2 separate regions of the Homo sapiens genome follow, and region 2 is linked to region 1. Evidence: chromatin loops called from intact Hi-C (ENCODE). Cell type or tissue: CD4-positive, alpha-beta T cell. All regions are shown on one strand.

Evidence for each region. Hi-C counts contacts between places; a loop is a spot of excess contacts. Peaks named below come from ENCODE experiments on the same cell type or tissue, not always from the same donor. Only the 100,000 strongest peaks of a DNase experiment are listed, where the experiment ranks them.
Region 2: it touches region 1 in a loop (4-fold over the local background); 67 of 110 quality-filtered maps call a loop at or near these places.

The regions. Positions count from the first base shown.
Region 1 is chr20:57,378,814-57,386,813 of GRCh38, forward strand. RAE1 (ribonucleic acid export 1) reads left to right here. Exons shown (of 12, transcript NM_003610.4): 12 at 1-389. RBM38-AS1 (RBM38 antisense RNA 1) reads right to left here. Exons shown (of 2, transcript NR_149006.1): 2 at 5,347-6,102. It overlaps LOC124904938 (a long non-coding RNA gene), which reads right to left and starts at 3,791. Exons shown (of 2, transcript XR_007067671.1): 1 at 1-3,791. RefSeq lists an enhancer at 2,960-3,254. In CD4-positive, alpha-beta T cell, CTCF peaks have their summits at 3,136 (motif pointing right) and 3,337; a DNase peak (open chromatin) is centred at 3,158.
Region 2 is chr20:57,429,246-57,437,245 of GRCh38, forward strand. It overlaps LOC124904939 (a long non-coding RNA gene), which reads right to left. Exons shown (of 2, transcript XR_007067672.1): 2 at 5,416-5,904. Among named protein-coding and RNA genes, the nearest start is that of RBM38-AS1, 40 kb to the left of the region's middle. RefSeq lists enhancers at 3,496-3,545, 4,407-4,486, 6,620-6,679. In CD4-positive, alpha-beta T cell, no CTCF peak of the experiment used is centred here; DNase peaks (open chromatin) are centred at 776, 3,846, 4,576, 6,466 and 2 weaker places; H3K27ac peaks cover 1,225 bases.

The DNA.
Region 1 (8,000 bases):
TGGGTGACACTTGCGTGACTTTCAAGTTAGAACCCAAGCCCCCTGCATGGGAATTGCCCTGAACTCTTACCCACCCCGGTCCCCTGCATGGGAATTGCCCTGAACCCTCAGTAGTGGTTGTTTGGCTGTTCTTTTGTATTTTGTGTAATTTAAAATTCCTGGTTGGTAAGTATTCAAAATGAAATTCAGCTGGGCTGAGAAAAAGTGTGACTTTTGGGTCTGTCACTGTATTTCTCACCTGTGATCTCAAATGCTTCTTAGGCCTTTCTGTTTGGACTAATGTGTGAAGTCTGACTTGCTGAGTGTAAAATTCTAGTATCGATAGTGTTGTAAGATGTGTTTGCCTACTCATAAAAAACAATGAAAATAAAATTTTCTACTGGAAGAGACCACCTGCACTCAGTGGTTTAAATTCTTTGGTAGGTCACAATGAATTCAGACCCACCCACTCTCCAGCCCTGTTTTTTTAGCCCGAAAACTTATTTTTTAGAGATAAAAAAGCAGGTGCACTAGAAAAATATCTGAATTTTCAGGTTAACGGTTTCCAGCTCATTTTCCTCTTCACTTTATGAATCAAGCCTGTGGTCTTATCAACGTGGGGAAGATCTAGCTAGCATAAGACTGCTGTGAGGGGAGATTGAAGCTTGATTATCTCAGCAGCCAACTTTCATATTCAGCTTTAGCTTAGCCAGAGTTTCATTGTTTTTACCACCCCTAGTGACGGGCTAGGGTGGAAAATGAGTCTAAATTGCAGGCCTTTTAGAGTGCGCTTTCCCAGGATGGGACCTTGCCACCTCCCCAAGGGGATAGTTTTTGTAATTGGCAAATTTAAAACATTTGCATAAATCCAAGATTGGACTGGGCTGTCAGAACCTGGGAGGGAGCTCTGCTGCCACCAGGATGTGAACCCTAGATGAGGCCCAGGCTCATTTCTCTGCTGCCCAGGACCTAAAGCATAAAAGCACACTACATGTTTGCTAATGAGGATCTAGGAAGTATTCACTGAGATCGTTAAGCTTCTTCAAATATTTATGTTCATGTTTCCTAAAATGCATATGAAGTCTTAGAGGAACTCTTCATCTTAAACTTCAGCATCTTTGCAGGCACCTGTAAGTTGCATGCAGTAGGTGCTCATTAAGTATTCATAAGTTTGATGGCATCTTCTACTTCAAAGAGATACTAGTGTAATCTTGGCTCTTTGTTTCACTAAATGTCAAGCCGTCCTGCCATTAAATATTGACTGCACACCCTGTTAAGAGCTGCTTTCGTTGAAAGTAAAGTATATAAACCTCATGGAGAAGACAAATTGTGTTCTTTCACTTAATTTTTTCCAACATATGAAAATTTTAAAACATCCACAAAAGTGGAAAGGGTTTTGGCAGTGAACATACACCTGCCATCTGCCTGCCACCAGGATGCCACCATGAACACTCACCTTTCCCTTGATTTTCTGCTTGGTTTTGCCTGGCTTTCCTCCCAGTCTTTGTTGTAACATCGCTTCCTTGGTTCCTCACTGTGGGAACAGGGCCTCATGGGAAGAACTTTGTGTAAAGATGCTGCTGCAACAAGGTGGCAGGGATTTAGGGTGGGCACAGGAAGGTGCACTCGGTTCCTGTCATGTTTGGTTGGAAGCAGGATGGAGCTGTGGTGGGTTTGTGTGAGACACCTGTCTGTGAGCCTGTGCTCACGTGTGTGCACGTGTGCATGTGAGCCTGCCTGTGAAAACCCTCTCAGTCAAAGGGGCCAGCTGAACCCGCCTGCCTCACCCCGTTTTCGGGTTAGCTTCACACCAGAGATCCTCTGGCAGAGGAAGAACAAAGGATGCGGCAAGTGCCTGGCCTGCTGGCAGTGAGCTTGCTGACTTTCACCAGAAAATCACCACCAAGAGAAGGTAAACAGCAAGGGCCAGGCGTGGTGGCTCACGCCTGGAGTCTCAGCACTTTGGGAGGCCAAGGCGGGAGGATCACTTGAGGCCAGGAGTTCCAGACCAGCCTGGGCAACAAAGCAAGACCCTGTCTCAAAGAAATTTTATTGAGTCATGTAGGAAATGTTTGTTTTTCTCATTCAACCAAAATTTTCGTCTCTTTTGGAGGAGAGACTCTAAAACATGAACTAAACACATGTTCTTGAACACTCGGGAGTGCCTAAGCCAGCCTTTTCCGAATTCACTCATGACCCATTCGTAGGTTGTGAAATGAACGTAGTTGTTGCAGTGAGCGTTTCTTTTAGTGGAGCCACACAAAATCACAGAATCTATGTATGTATGAGATATTTTCATATCCTGGGGTGGGATTCTTCTCTGTGCCTGTCACTTTTTGTATGGTTTAGGATGAGTTCTTAGCTTCGGTGACCTCAAGTACTAAGCCATAACTGCACTTGAGGTCTCCCCAAAATGGGAGGGATGATTATATTAATTATATTTGAAATAACCTTATAACATTGCAATTAAGAACAGGGGGCTGGGTGCGGTGGCTCATGCCTGTAATCCCAGCACTTTGGGAGGCCGAGGCAGGCGGGCCACTTGAGGCCGAGAGTTCCACACCAGCCTGGCCAACAAGGCAAAACCCGTCTCTACTAAAAATACAAAAATTTGCTGGGCACGGTGGCACCTGCCTGTAATCCCGGCTACTGGGGAGGCTGAGGCGTGAGAATTGCTCAAGTGCTTGAGCCCAGGAGGTGGAGATTGCAGTGAGCCTAGATCACGACAGAGTGAGACCCCGTCTCAAAAAACAAAAAAACATGTACTTGAAATTGGACTGCCCACCTTCAATTCCAACTCTGTCACCAACTTTGCTAACATGTGATTTACCCTTTGTTTAAGCCTGTGATTTAACCCTCTGAGCCTCAGTGACCTCATCTGTAAAATGGGAGACATTAAAAGTAGCTATCATAATGGTTGTGTGAGTAGTCAAAGAGTTAAAGCGTAAAAGTGCCCCTGTGGCTGGCCCGTGATGTGGAGTTTGAATGTAGCTGCTACTACGAGTGCCAGTGAGGATGACATCCATGAGAAGTCTCCTGCTCAATGGGGCTGTGCTGTCGGTATACAGGCGGGACAAAAAGGTCCAGAGACCAAGTGACTGGAGATCTTGCTTGTCTCTAAGATTCTTTCCCCAGGAGCCGGGTGTTGTGCTTAGGTCTGGCCAGCAGATGGCGCGAATGGCCCCAATGCCAACATTGGAGCATGTGTTTCTGTGTTCAGTTTCACAGACTTGAGTTCATTAAAAGAAATGAAGTGTTGGCCACCCCCTTCCATTTTTTGTTGTGTTGCTAAGCTTTTAGGATATTTGGGAAGTAGAATCAAAACATTGCTTATGCTGTCAGAAGAATCGTCTTAAAAATAACACACTTAGATTGAAGGCCTCCTTGGAAAATGCTAAAGGAGATAATTTGTCAGAGGTGGGACCCTGATTTTTCTGTTTCAAACTTAATGTCCGCGATGGTTTCCTCGTGGAACACTGAAGCCTTGGCGCCCGCGGTGTGGGGGCCTCTGAGCACTCCCGTGCCCCATAGCATCATCCCTGCCGTGATATGGGAAACACAAATCCCTGGTGGTGGCAAACAGGTCACTTTAAGACTCGTGTTAGTAACTTTGAGGCTCTGTGGCCCGTTGGAATTGAGATGTAAACCTAAAACAGCAGATTTCAAAGGCTTAGCGCCAAAAAAAATGAACTAAACACATGCTCTTGAAATTAATGTAAATGCCATTAATTTTCATACCAATTACACATTCAAATGATACTATTTTGGATAATTTAACTTTCCCCTGCTTATATTTGTTAAAATGTGGCTACTGGAAATTGTAGATTCCATTCGTGGCTCATGTTGTATTCATCTTTCTCTGGGACATCACTGCACTAGGTCATCTGACTTTTGGAGGTGTCACCCACCACTCCACACCAAATATTAAAATGCACCCACATCCTGCTTTAAATACACATTGTTTTGAAGGCAAATTCTTTGAAAAACTTTCCTATTTTACTTCTGAAATGATTTGGCCGTAAGCGTACACTCCATGTTGATTTCTTAATCATGACCTCGAATAATAGGGAATTTCTCACAAAGTGCAGCGTTTCCTACAAAGCTACAAATTGTTTTCAAATTGATTGGATATTAGAACACTAAATAGTTTGTGAGGTCTCCAGTATTACATTTGTAGGCCTTTACTTAAACGGATTAATTTGGGGATTTTTCTTGTTTGTTTTTGGTTTTTTTGGGGGGAGGATAGCATCTTGCTGTATCTCCCAGGTTGGAGTGCAGTGGTGCAATCTCGGCTCACTGCAGCCTCTGCCTTTCGGGCTCAAGTATCCTCCCACCTCAGCCTCCTGAGTAGCTGAGACTACAAGTGTGCACCACCACACCAGGCTCTGTTTTTTATTTATTTTTTATTTTTTTGTATTTTTGGTGGATACAGGGTTTTACCGTGTGTGCCCAGGCTGATCTCAAACTCCTGCGCTCAAGCAGTCCTCCCGCCTTGGCCTCCCAAAGTGCTGGTATTACAGGTGTAAGCCACCACACCCAGGCTGGGGTTGTTGTTTTTAAATATCTTCAAGCCAGTTCTCTTTTTCTTTCTTTCTACCTCTCTGCCCTTCAACATTTTTGTAGGCTCTTAAAAAGCTGTATAAGCCCCAGACCCCAGGGCCTGGCTATAGTGTTTAGGAAAGGCAGTCTCAACACAAGCATTGTATTTCCTTGCAAGGTACTGGCTTGTTAATCAGAGCCTGGCAATGTTTCACAGCTCTGCGAGGTCTTCCTGCTCACTGCGGTTCCCCTATCTCACGGCCTACATTTATCCCACGGAGATGGGAGAAGCCAGGAGAGGTTGTGGCTGCACCTTTGAGGGTTTTATTATGACAGGTGTTAGGTCACTGTAAGGCAAATATGGGCAGTGTAAACAGTTTCGTAGCCGACTGTGTGAGTTTTTACACTTTATTGAAGTGTGACATATAAAAGGCTGTACATATTTAACTTATACAACTTGATGAGTTTGGAGATAAACATACACCCATGAAACCATCACCACAGTCTAAGAGCCTATTGTGAATTTTGCATCAATCTATTGAAAAATATTTTTTCAGGTGAGGGCTGTTTCGAAAGCCAATGAGAAACACCTGTTGCATACTTGCTTAAAATGTAAATCGGCTCCCGAAAAAGAACTGACCTGCATTCTTAATCTTTTATTCTTTTTCCCTCCTGACTGTGGTGCAGAGGAGGCAGTATGGGAGGAGACAAAGCTCAAAGAAGGCACTGACAATCCCCAGCATCCTACGGGCCCGAATCCACACTGCGGATTCCGTCAGCTCACTGGCGGCAGCACTCTCTGGTGTCTTTTTTTTTTTTTTTTTTTTTGAGACTGAGTCTCGCCCTGTCGTCCAGGCTGCACTGCAGTGGCGTGATCTCAGCTCAGTGCGCCCTCTGCCTCCCGGGTTCAGGCGATTCTCCTGTCTCAGCCTCCCAGGTAGCTGGGATTACAGGAGTGAACCACTGCACCTGGCCTTCTCTTGTGTCTTTTGTCTTTCATTTCTCTTCTTCACTACCCGTCAGCATGATAGGTTTCTTCCTCCTCTTATGAATCCCAGTGTCAAGATACAGCCTGATCGCCCCTTAATACGGTGCCGCCATTACTCCAGACCCCTCTGCAAGCATTGGTCATTCATCAGCTTTCACGAGGTGAACTGGGGACGAGGCAGGGGCTTGGACCGGCTTCCTGGCCAGGACTCACTGCCTTCCTCAGCTGAGAAGACTGCATTTCCAGGTTGAACCCTGACCCCCACTGACTTTGGGCATCTCCATGTGTCCTGTGTTTGCCAGCCTTTCCACTCCCTTGTAAATCTTTCTGCCTCCAGGACTGGCTGCTAAAACAGGTGCACTGGAGGCCGCTCCCTGTGTTACTTGAAGCATGGCACTTGCCACTGTCTTCGGTGAGGGGGCGTTTCCCTCTGGTGCTGGGGAGCCAGGGCATCCATTTGGGGCTTCATGTCATCTCTTGGGACTTCACGTACCTCGAATCCAACCTGTGGGCCCCTTCGGTGGGGCTTTGCTGTGAGAGTACCTTGACTGGTGTGGAAGGCCCAAGCATGGTTCTGCTTAGCACCTGACGGTTGCCTACAAAAGGAAAATCAGTATTAATATTTGTTATGGGCTGAGCTGTCGTCCTCCAGATTCATATGTTGAAGTCCTCACTCCTAGTACCTCAGATTAGGACTGTATTTTGGAGACATGGTCTTTAAACAGTCAATTCAGATAAAATGAGGTCACTAGGCTGGGCCCTGGTCCAATAGGTCTGGTATCCTAGACCAGGAAATCTGGACACAGACAAGGACAGAGGAAGGGCCGCATGAAGACACAGGAAGAGGGCGAGGTCCGCACACCACAGAGAAGGCCTTGCAAGGAGCCAGCCCTGCAGACATCCAGATCTCAGACTTGTGCCCTCAGAACTCTAAGAGAATAAACTTCTGTCGCTCGGTCTCCCGGCCTGTGGTAGTTTGTGACAGCAGCTCAAGGTGACCACTACAGTCTTCCGCAGTGGCCACTTGCATTTGGGCTGCATGACCTGGTGTCTGCAGGATCCACAGCACCAGCCACCGCGCACCGGGCTCCCAGGGCAGGCAGTGTTGAGCGTCTTGTAGCGGCGCTGGTGGGGGCAGGATCTCCGGCCTGTGCCACCCTCACAGCCACTGCAGAAACAAACTCAGCCTTCCCCAGCGCCACGTGCAGCTCACAGCTCGGGGATTCGCTGCCCCAGCGCCACGTGCAGCTCACAGCTCGGGGATTCGCTGCAGGCTTCCCTTCACCTGCTAACCTGCAAGGTGCCAGAAAACCAGAAGCAGTAGCGTCCCTGAGAGAGTTGGGGCGTTTGTGCCCCACGTTTCCTGCCAGCAGTGGCTGCTTTCCTTGGCTTGATCAAGGCGCTGCCTGCAGCTGTCCAGCTTCTTACCTGACGTCTCGGCCGCCCAGCTCAGCTCGCAAGAATTCTTGTTCTTCGTGGCACTTCCTTTTCCTAGAGCTTTCATCACCACCATTTTGTTTGTTTGTTTGTTTTTGAGATGGAGTCTCCCTCTGTCACCCAGGCTGGAGTGCGGTGGTGTGATCTCGTGATCTCAGTGGCGTGATCTCAGCTCACTGCAACCTCCACCTCTTGGGTTCAAGTGATGCTTCTGCCTCAGCCTCCTGAGTAGCTGGGATTACAGGCACCACGCCCAACAATTTTTGTAGAGATGGAGGCCAGGCTGGTCTTGAACTCCTGACCTCAAGGGATCCACCCGCCTTGGCTTCCCAAAGTGTTGGGATTACCCACCAGCACCCAGCCTCTCATCACCATCTTGAAGCCAAAGGATGAGGGGACACCGAGCCCAGGGGCAAGTGCCATCATGCAGGCTGGCGCCAGCACCTGCCTAGGCCCCCTATGCAGCCCCTGCCCTCGCAGACACACCTGTCCACACTGTATAGCAAGGCCACCTCCCTCTTCATGAGAAAGATCCTGGGGCAACGAACAACTTTTGGCACAGGAGACCAATCAGGTCATTTGGTTATTGACAGGGAGTAGCAGGCTCTTCCCCACTTTCTCATTCTTCTGCACCCCCAGTTTGCCACTTGGACTACACTCCTTTCCCTAGGGGATGAGGGCTCAGCTTTCAATGTGAGCTGTGTTGTTTCCCGAGGTTGCAGTAACAAATGGCCACATGCTTAGTGGCTCAGAACCACAAAAGTGAATCCTCTTATAGTTCTGGAAGCCTGACATCCAAAATGACTATTAGGGGACTAAAATCAAGGTGGCAGCAAGGCTGGTTCCTTCTGGAGGCCTGAAGGGAGGATCCATTTCTTGCTTCTCCTGGCCTCTGGTGGCTGCCAGCAACCCTTGGCTTGTGACCGCATCACTCCAGCCTCCTGTTCTGGGCTCACATCTATTCCCGTTCCTTAGTCAAATCTGGAGCCGTCCTCAGATGGAGACTCTTGTGATTTCAATGGGTCCCTCTGGATGACCCTCGATACTCTCCTCACCT
Region 2 (8,000 bases), 50 kb after region 1:
TGGCCTGGGCAGCTCTCCCCACCAGCCAGGAGAGCAACCATCGTCGGGGTGATAAACCCAACGCTGGGCAAGGAGCGCTCTGCATGTCAGGTGGGAACTCAGCACTTGGCAGACATTCTCTCTGTTAGCTTTCACGGCAGCCTGCTTTACAGAGGAGGAAACTGAGGCTCAGAGAGGGTGAGTGACGTACCCATGGCCGCTCAGCTACTCAGCTATACTCAGTAGAACTGGGGCTTGAACTCATGTCATTCTACTCTAGAAACTGTGCTGTGAGCACCGGCTGTCCCTTCCAAGGCCATCCGTGCTTACCCTGGGCATGCAATAGCTGTGCTCTGGATGAATAAAAGTGACCAATAGCTGCGCACTAGGTGAATATAAGTGACCAAGAGCTGTGCATTGGATGAATATAAGTGACCAATAGCTGTGTGCTGGATGAATATAAGTGACCAATAGCTGTGCACTGGATGAATATAAGTGACCAATAGCTGTGTACTGGATGAACAAGTGACCAATAGCTGTGTGCTGGGTGAGCGAGTGACCAATAGCTGTGCTCTGGTTGAATAAAATTGACCAATAGCTACGCACTGGATGAATAAAAGTGACCAATAGCTGTGCTCTGGATGAATATAAGTGACCAGTAGCTGTGCTATGGATGAATATAAGTGACCAGTAGCTGTGCTATGGATGAATATAAGTGACCAATAGCTGTGCCCTGGATGAATAAAAGTGACCAATAGCTGTGTGCTGGATGAGCAACAGTGACACAGAACGAGAAGTGAGAAGTGGAGGGAGTCGGACGGAGAGAGGCAAAGGTGGAGTAGTCAGCGTGACTCAGAGGCAGTCACTCCAACAGAACATGAAAGAAAAGCAGAAATGCAGGCAAGAGAGAATGAGGGAGACAGGCAGGAGAGAGAGTGACACTGAGGTGAACAGAGAGGGGCCTGGGGACAGGGTCTCCTTCTGGGGTGACGGAAATGTTATGGAGTTAGATCATGGTGACAGTTGCACAACTTTGCATACACACTAAAACCCACTAAATTGTGTACTTTTGTTGATTGATTTGTTTTAGAGATGGGGTCTTGCTCCGTTGCCCAGGCTGGAGTGCAGTGGTGTGATCATGGCTTGCTGCAGCCTCAAACTCCTGCGTTCAAGCTATCCCTCAGCCTCCCAAGTAGCTGGTGACCACAGACACTCACCACCATGCCTGGCTAATTTTTTTTTGAGTTGGAGTCTGGCTTTGTTGCCCAGGCTGGAATGCAATGGTGCAATCTCAGCTCACCACAACCTCTGCCTCCTGGGTTCAAGCGTTTCTCCTGCCTCAGCCTCCCAAGTAGCTGGGACTGCAGGCACATGCCACCATGCCCGGCTAATTTTTTGTATTTTTAGTAGAGATGGGGTTTCACTATGTTGGCCAGGCTAGTCTCGAACTCCTGACCTCGTGATCCACCTGCCTCAGCCTCCCAAAGTGCTGGGATTACAGGCATGAGCCACCGCGCCCGGCCGCCTGGCTAATTTTTTAAAAACGTTTTTTTTTTCTCGAGACGGGGTCTCCCTATGTCACCCAGGCTGGTCTCAAACTCCTGGGCTCAAGTGATCCTCCTGCCTCAGCCTCCCAAAGAGCTGGCATAAGCCACTGTGCCTGGCCTAATTTACAAACTTAAAAGAGCAAATTTTGTGGAATATGAATTACATACTATTTTAAAACACAAGAGGACATCAGGCAAACCCGAACTGAGGCACACTTTGCAAAATACGTAATACTCTTCACTATGTCAAGGTCACAAAAGACAAAGAAAGCCCAGGGAAAGGCCCCTGGGTGGTTGCAGTGTGACGTGAGATCCTGGAGCAGAAAGTGGACATCAGGAAGAAGCTGTGAGTCCTGAACGTGACCTATGGTCTGATTCATATTATTGCATCGGCCGGGCACAGTGGCTCACGCCTGTAATCCCAGCACTTTGGGAGGCCGAGGCAGGTGGATCATCTGAAGCCAGGAGTTCAAGATCAGCCTGGCCAACATAGTAACACCCCGTCTCTACTGAAAATACAAAAAATTAGGCAGGCGTGGTGGCACGTGCCTGTAATCCCAGCTACTCGGGAAGCTGAGGCAGGAGAATCACTTGAACCTGGGAGGTGAAGGCTGCAGTGAGATGAGATTGCACCACTGCACTCCAGCCTGGGTGACAAAGCAAGACTTGGTCTCAAAAAAAAAAAAAAAATTATTGCATCAATGTGAATGCCTTAGTGTTGCTGATTGTCCTGTGGTTTTGTAAAATGCTAATAGGAAAGAAGCTGGGTGAAGGGCGTATGGGAACTCTCTGCACTTACTCTCTTTGCACCTTTTCTTTCTTTCTGGAGATGGTGGTCCTGGCTTGCCAGGGTCAAGCTCAGGGCTTGAGTGGGATTACAGGCATAAGCCACGGCGCCTGGCCTCACCTGCCTATTTATGATTACAGCAATTTGCAGGACCATAGTTTTGTGTGCACCAGTGAAACAGCTCACATGAGAATGATCTGCGCTGTGCACAGTGCTTCGATTTTGTGTTTTCCACTGATGACATGTTGAGGTCCAGGGAGGAGGGGTATAGGTGAGGCCCATTCTTGGAAGAGCAGCCCCCACCCACCCCAGGGCTCAGCCCTGTCACACCCGTCCCCCGAGGACTGGCATTTGGGCATCATCACCTTTTTACTACTTTCATCACCTTCTTCAAACGGGCCATCCGTGGAACTGCAGCAGGGCAGCGGGTCGGGGGTGGGGGAAGCGTGGGCCTGGGCTGGGGGTGGGCTTGGGGGCTGTGCACTGCTCTGTAGGCTCCCCGAGGCTCCTCTGATAGAAATCATCCTATCAGGATGCATGATCCAGGACAGTCACGCAGGGCTCAGAAGCCAGGACAGTCACTCAGGGCTCAGAAGCCAGGACAGTCACGCAGGGCTCGGAAGGGCCCTGCTCAGGGTTTCCTGCTCTGCTGTTACCATCTTGAAATTCTTCTTTCTTTTTTTTTTTCTGAGACAGAGTTCTCACTCTGTCACCCATGGGCATGATCTCCACTCACTGCAAACTCCGCCTCCCAGGTTCAAGTGATTCTCCTGTCTCAGCCTCCTGAGTAGCTGGGATTACAGGCGTGCACCACATTCCTGGCTAATTTTTGTATTTTTAGTAGAGACAGGGTCTCACCATGTTGGTCAGGCTGGTCTTGAACTCCTGACCTCAAGCGATCCGCCTGCCTCGGCCTCCTAAAGTGCTGGGATTATAGGCATGAGCCACTGCGCCCAGCCCATCTTGAAATTCCTGGTAATGTTTCAACAAGGGGCTCTGCGTTCATTTTGTCAAACTTCATGTGGACATCTGACAACAGCGAGCACCTTCGGAGCCCTGGTCATGTGCCAGCTCTGCCCTAGGCCAGCCACACACACTGCCTCCTTGAATCCTACTAGCCGTTCTGTTACAGGCATGGTCATCATCAACCCATTCTGCAGATAGGGAAACTGAGACTCAGAGAGCTCCTGATTCAGGCAATACCAGGTAACATCAGCTTTGAAAATCAAATCTGGCCAATCCCTTTTTTTTCAAACTGAGACCCAGAGCGGCTAGAGTTGGCTCAGGGACACGCAGCCCCTGTGTCTCACTGCAGGGTTCCCAGCCATTCCCCAGGGAGGAACAAGAGACCATCTGCCCCCCGGGTGCTTTCTCCGGGCCTTTTTGGAAGGCCCCATTGGCTGGGTTCATTTTGCCACATTTCCTTTCTTCCTGGCTGGTGGGGAGGACTGTCTCAATGAGGGGTGAACAAACCCCGGTTTTAATCAGAGCAGCCACTTCCTCTCACCAGAGAAGAAACCCGCCCTCTCACAACCCACTTTCTATATTTAGACCCAGGGCCTCGCCTTGAGCTGGGCCAGGGCTGGGTGTGGCGGGGCCTGCGGCTGCTTCCGGCTCTCGGGAAGGAAGTTTCCACCTGTTTCCCAAGAGCCAGAGACACGAAGCCTGCAGGTCCTAGGCTGAGTGCAGGATTCTTGAGCCCACAGGGGCCCATAGGACAGTAGTTCCAGCCTCCCCCTCTGCAGCTCCACAGCCATGTGGGGGACAAGGCCCATTTCCAGGACAAGAGAAGCCCACTCCCATTTCATTCATTCCTTCAGGGACCTGGTGTTTTCTGGGTGCCTCCCACAACCCAGGTGCCGTTCTAGACTCTGGGGATACGGCAGGGAACAAGACAGGCCCCTGCCTTCACGGAGCTGACAGTCTAATGGGAATGACAGAAGTAAATACAATAAAAATAAACTAATAAAACAGAAACCGGATATAACTAAGGAAAGGTAATGAAGGCATAAATCAGGCAGATGGACCAAGAGGCGTAGTAGAGTGGGCAACACCAGGGGCGGGGTCCCAGGGCCTCTGCAGGCCCCTGGGGTGTGGAAGGGCCTGGAATGCAGCGACAGACTGAACAGGGCTTAAGGCAGAGAGGACAGAGCGTGCTGATGTCACAGCCAGGGCTCTTGTGCCTGGTGTGGGAGCCAGTCAAGCTGGAGACAGGGGTGAGGTCAGGCCCTGCAGGGCCCGGGCACTAAGGCAGAGGTGTGGATCTCAAATACCAAGAGAAACCACCCAGCGCTTTTGAACCTAGCGTGACATGCATCACGAGCTGTGTGGTTTTTTTAAAGCTCACCCCTACTGTGATGTCAAGAAAGGGAGGCAAGGGGCCAGGGGAGGGAGTCCAGGCCAGTTGGAGGGGGTCCAGGCCAGCATGAAGGGGGTTCAGGCCAGTGTTGAGAGGGTCTAGGCCAGTGTAGAGGGGGTCCAGGCCAGCGTGGAGGGGTGGTACCCCAATAGTCTAGGGCACTGGCTCTCCACTGGGGCCATTCTGCTCCTCAGGGGATGTTGGGCAATGTCTAGAGACATTTTTTCTTGTCATAGTGGTGGTGTGCTACAGGCACCTGATAGGCAGAGGCCAGGGGTGCTGCCAAGCATCCTGCCATGTCCCCACAGCGGAGAAAGATCTGGCCCCAAATGTCAAAGGGGTGGCGGTTGAGAAAGCCCGGCCTAGCGGGAGGAGGTGGTGGCGAGCAGGGCGACAGTGGTGGAGGAAAGTGATGTGCCCCGTTCTGGGATCCAGGGTGCATGGAGCATGGATGAGGAGTCACTTGGCATTCTGCTCTGAGTATTTAAGAGTGACCCATGAGAGCTGTAAACTCAAGTCTCAAGTGTGGGTGACCTCCAACACCCAGGCAAGGGTTCGCCTAGCATGAGCTCCGCTGCCGAGCGCAGTGTCTGCAGGACTATTCTGCACACATCTTTGGCAGTGCCCCCATGTGGTGGCAAGATGCCCCGGCATCAGTGACCTTCGGCAGTCAACCCCCAGCAGTGGGTTAAGGAAGACTTCGGTGTCCTTGGAAGATTGAAAACGAGAGAGGACTCGAGAAGGGGGTTCTGGGCTTCTTGCTAATAGAGAATCTGGGTACCTGAGTGATTAAGGAGCAAAGGGACACAGTCATCTGGGGATCATAAATTGATGGAGTGGCTTATTCTGACTTCATTAGGAGTTCCCAGGAGAGCCAGGGAAAGGGGAGGAGGATTGCTGGGTTCAGGAAAGGCACCTGTCACACGCGTGCCTCACTGACTTGCTCGTTGCTCCAAGAACATAGTCAATGCTCCCTCTTCTTTGCATCTCCAGCTTCAGTGCTCTTCAGTTTGTCAGGCGCCTGCAGTCCCAACCCTGGGAGAGCACTCCTCAGCTGGCAGGCTCCAAAATACCCAGGACGAGGGGAAGGCAGGAATGGCGTGGATGGGGCGGGAGGCTTTCCCCATCTCCCCCAGCTTCAAGCCCTTGTCTCCCCTTCCTACTTAGAAGATGCTTCCAATGTGGGCCTGCCAGCTCCAGCTGACAGCACCAGGCACTGTCCCAGACACCACCTGAAAAACAATCAAAGGCAGTGAACAAACCATGAATCCCTCAGGAAATACAGACAGTTAAACAGTACACGGAGGAATGCACAGCCTTGCTGATCGAATGAGAAAAAAAAATCGATAAAACAAGCCCAGTGCTGCAAAGGATGCGGGGAAAATAACACATCCCTTTGCTGTAAACAGATTCCGATTTTGAAGATGCTTCTGTCTGCATGGAAAAAGCCCCACGCAGCTGCCTGACCCCCCGACCTCGAATATTATCTTGAGGCGGGGTTCTGCATCTGAGGAAATAACCCTCAGCAGGAAAAGCGTTCACAGCAACCTTATTTAAACTGAGAGGTGGAAAAAAGAAAACAACCCAGACGTCCCTTGCTCACACTTGTGGAGCGCTCACACTACGCGAGGTGCCGGACACGCATTAGCTCTTTGATCCTTTCCACTGCTCTGTGAGTTGTGGTTTATGAACCTCCCATTTTACAATAAGCAGGGGACACAACAGAGGCCAGCCCTCCCTCCACAGCCGCTCAGGGGCTCAGAGCTGAGGCACCTCAGCGCCACCTGGAGCTTGGGTTCCCCTCCCTCCAAGCTGTTTCTTAGCAACATGAGGCAACCTTGTCTGCGAAAGAGGAGGTGACCGCAGCTCCTGGGGATGTGCCAACTCTGGGATGTGACGGGAAGACAAAGGGCTTCTGTCCCCTTCTGCCTGGCGGTAAGAGAGCCGGCCGCCCGGCAGGCATGCCCCAGCCTGTGGTTCTGGAATGCGGGCAAGCCACCGTCCCCAGAGACCTGTGTTGGTGGCCAGGCCAGCCCACACACCCGATTGGCACATACTCTTGTGCTTGCCCAGGAGCGGAGTCAGACCATTCACGCTGCCTTCATGGGAGTTGAACAGTTGAACTGATGCCCTTAAACCCAGTGTTTCCCTCTGGGAAGACGCCCGGGGGCCTCGTGGTTGTAGGTGCTGGAAGGATAGCTCCAGCTCCAGGCACCTGCCACATAAAGGTAGTTGTGAAATTTCGGACATGCTCTTGGCACAGGGCAGAGGTTGGGGATCTCTTGCCTGTGCGGAGAGGACAAGGGGACAAGGGGACGTGCCTGAGGCTGGTGTGGGTGTTGATGTGACCTCTGCTCTTGGGGTCCAGTCTCCCCAACTCTGGCTGGCCTGGATGAGTGTGCCAGAAATGGGACTCTGGCCATCGCAGTCCACTGGGTGCCCTGTGTGGTAGGCACAGTGTCCAGGGGAATAGCTGTTTGTCTCCAATGATTGTTCTCTTCTTCTCGGCTGAGCTGGGGGCTCATGTGTCTTTAATACTGGCCAACTCCTGCTTACCCCCCGCTCCATCTGAGAGAGCAGGCCCCAGGCTCCTGGCGTGTGCAGGTGGCAGTTTACGAACACACTGTGACAGCATCTGAAATCCTGGTCAATACTAAACACGACTGATGGCCACTGTGCTTATTTTCAGAGTCATCTGCAAAGCAAGTGATACTGGTTTTCCATTTACATTGGTGCAACAGAATTTCCTTTTAAAATAGACATTTATTTATTTATTGTATTTACTTTTTTGAGACAGGGTCTCACTCTGTCCCCCAGGTTGGGGTACAGTGGTGCAGTCTTGGTTCACTGCAACCTCCACCTCCTGGGTTCAAGTGATCCTCCAGCCTCAGCCTCCCAAGTAGTTGGGACTACAGGCATGTGCCACCATGCCAAGCTAATTTTTGTATTTTTGGTAGAGATGGGGTTTCACCATGTTGACCAGGCTGGTCTCGAACTCCTAACCTCAAGTGATCCATAGGCCTCGGCCTCCCAAAGGGCTAAAATAAACATTTAAGTAAAAAAAAAAAGAAAAAAATCTGAGTCATTTTAAAGAAAAGTATGAAACAAATGGTAGACCAGATGAGATGGTCAAGGTCACAGAGGGAGCCTCAGAATGCATGAAGTTTGGGAACCCTGGGCAAGGGCCCTCCTTAGCCCCTGGCAAGGTCACTCCGGATGGTGTGGGTCTTACCAGCCTCTCCTCATCCTGGCCTTGTTTTAGTCGCCAGGGCCTGGGTGGCAGATTCTTGAGTCTCTGGGATCTTTGCCCTCCCCTCTGCTTCTCCCT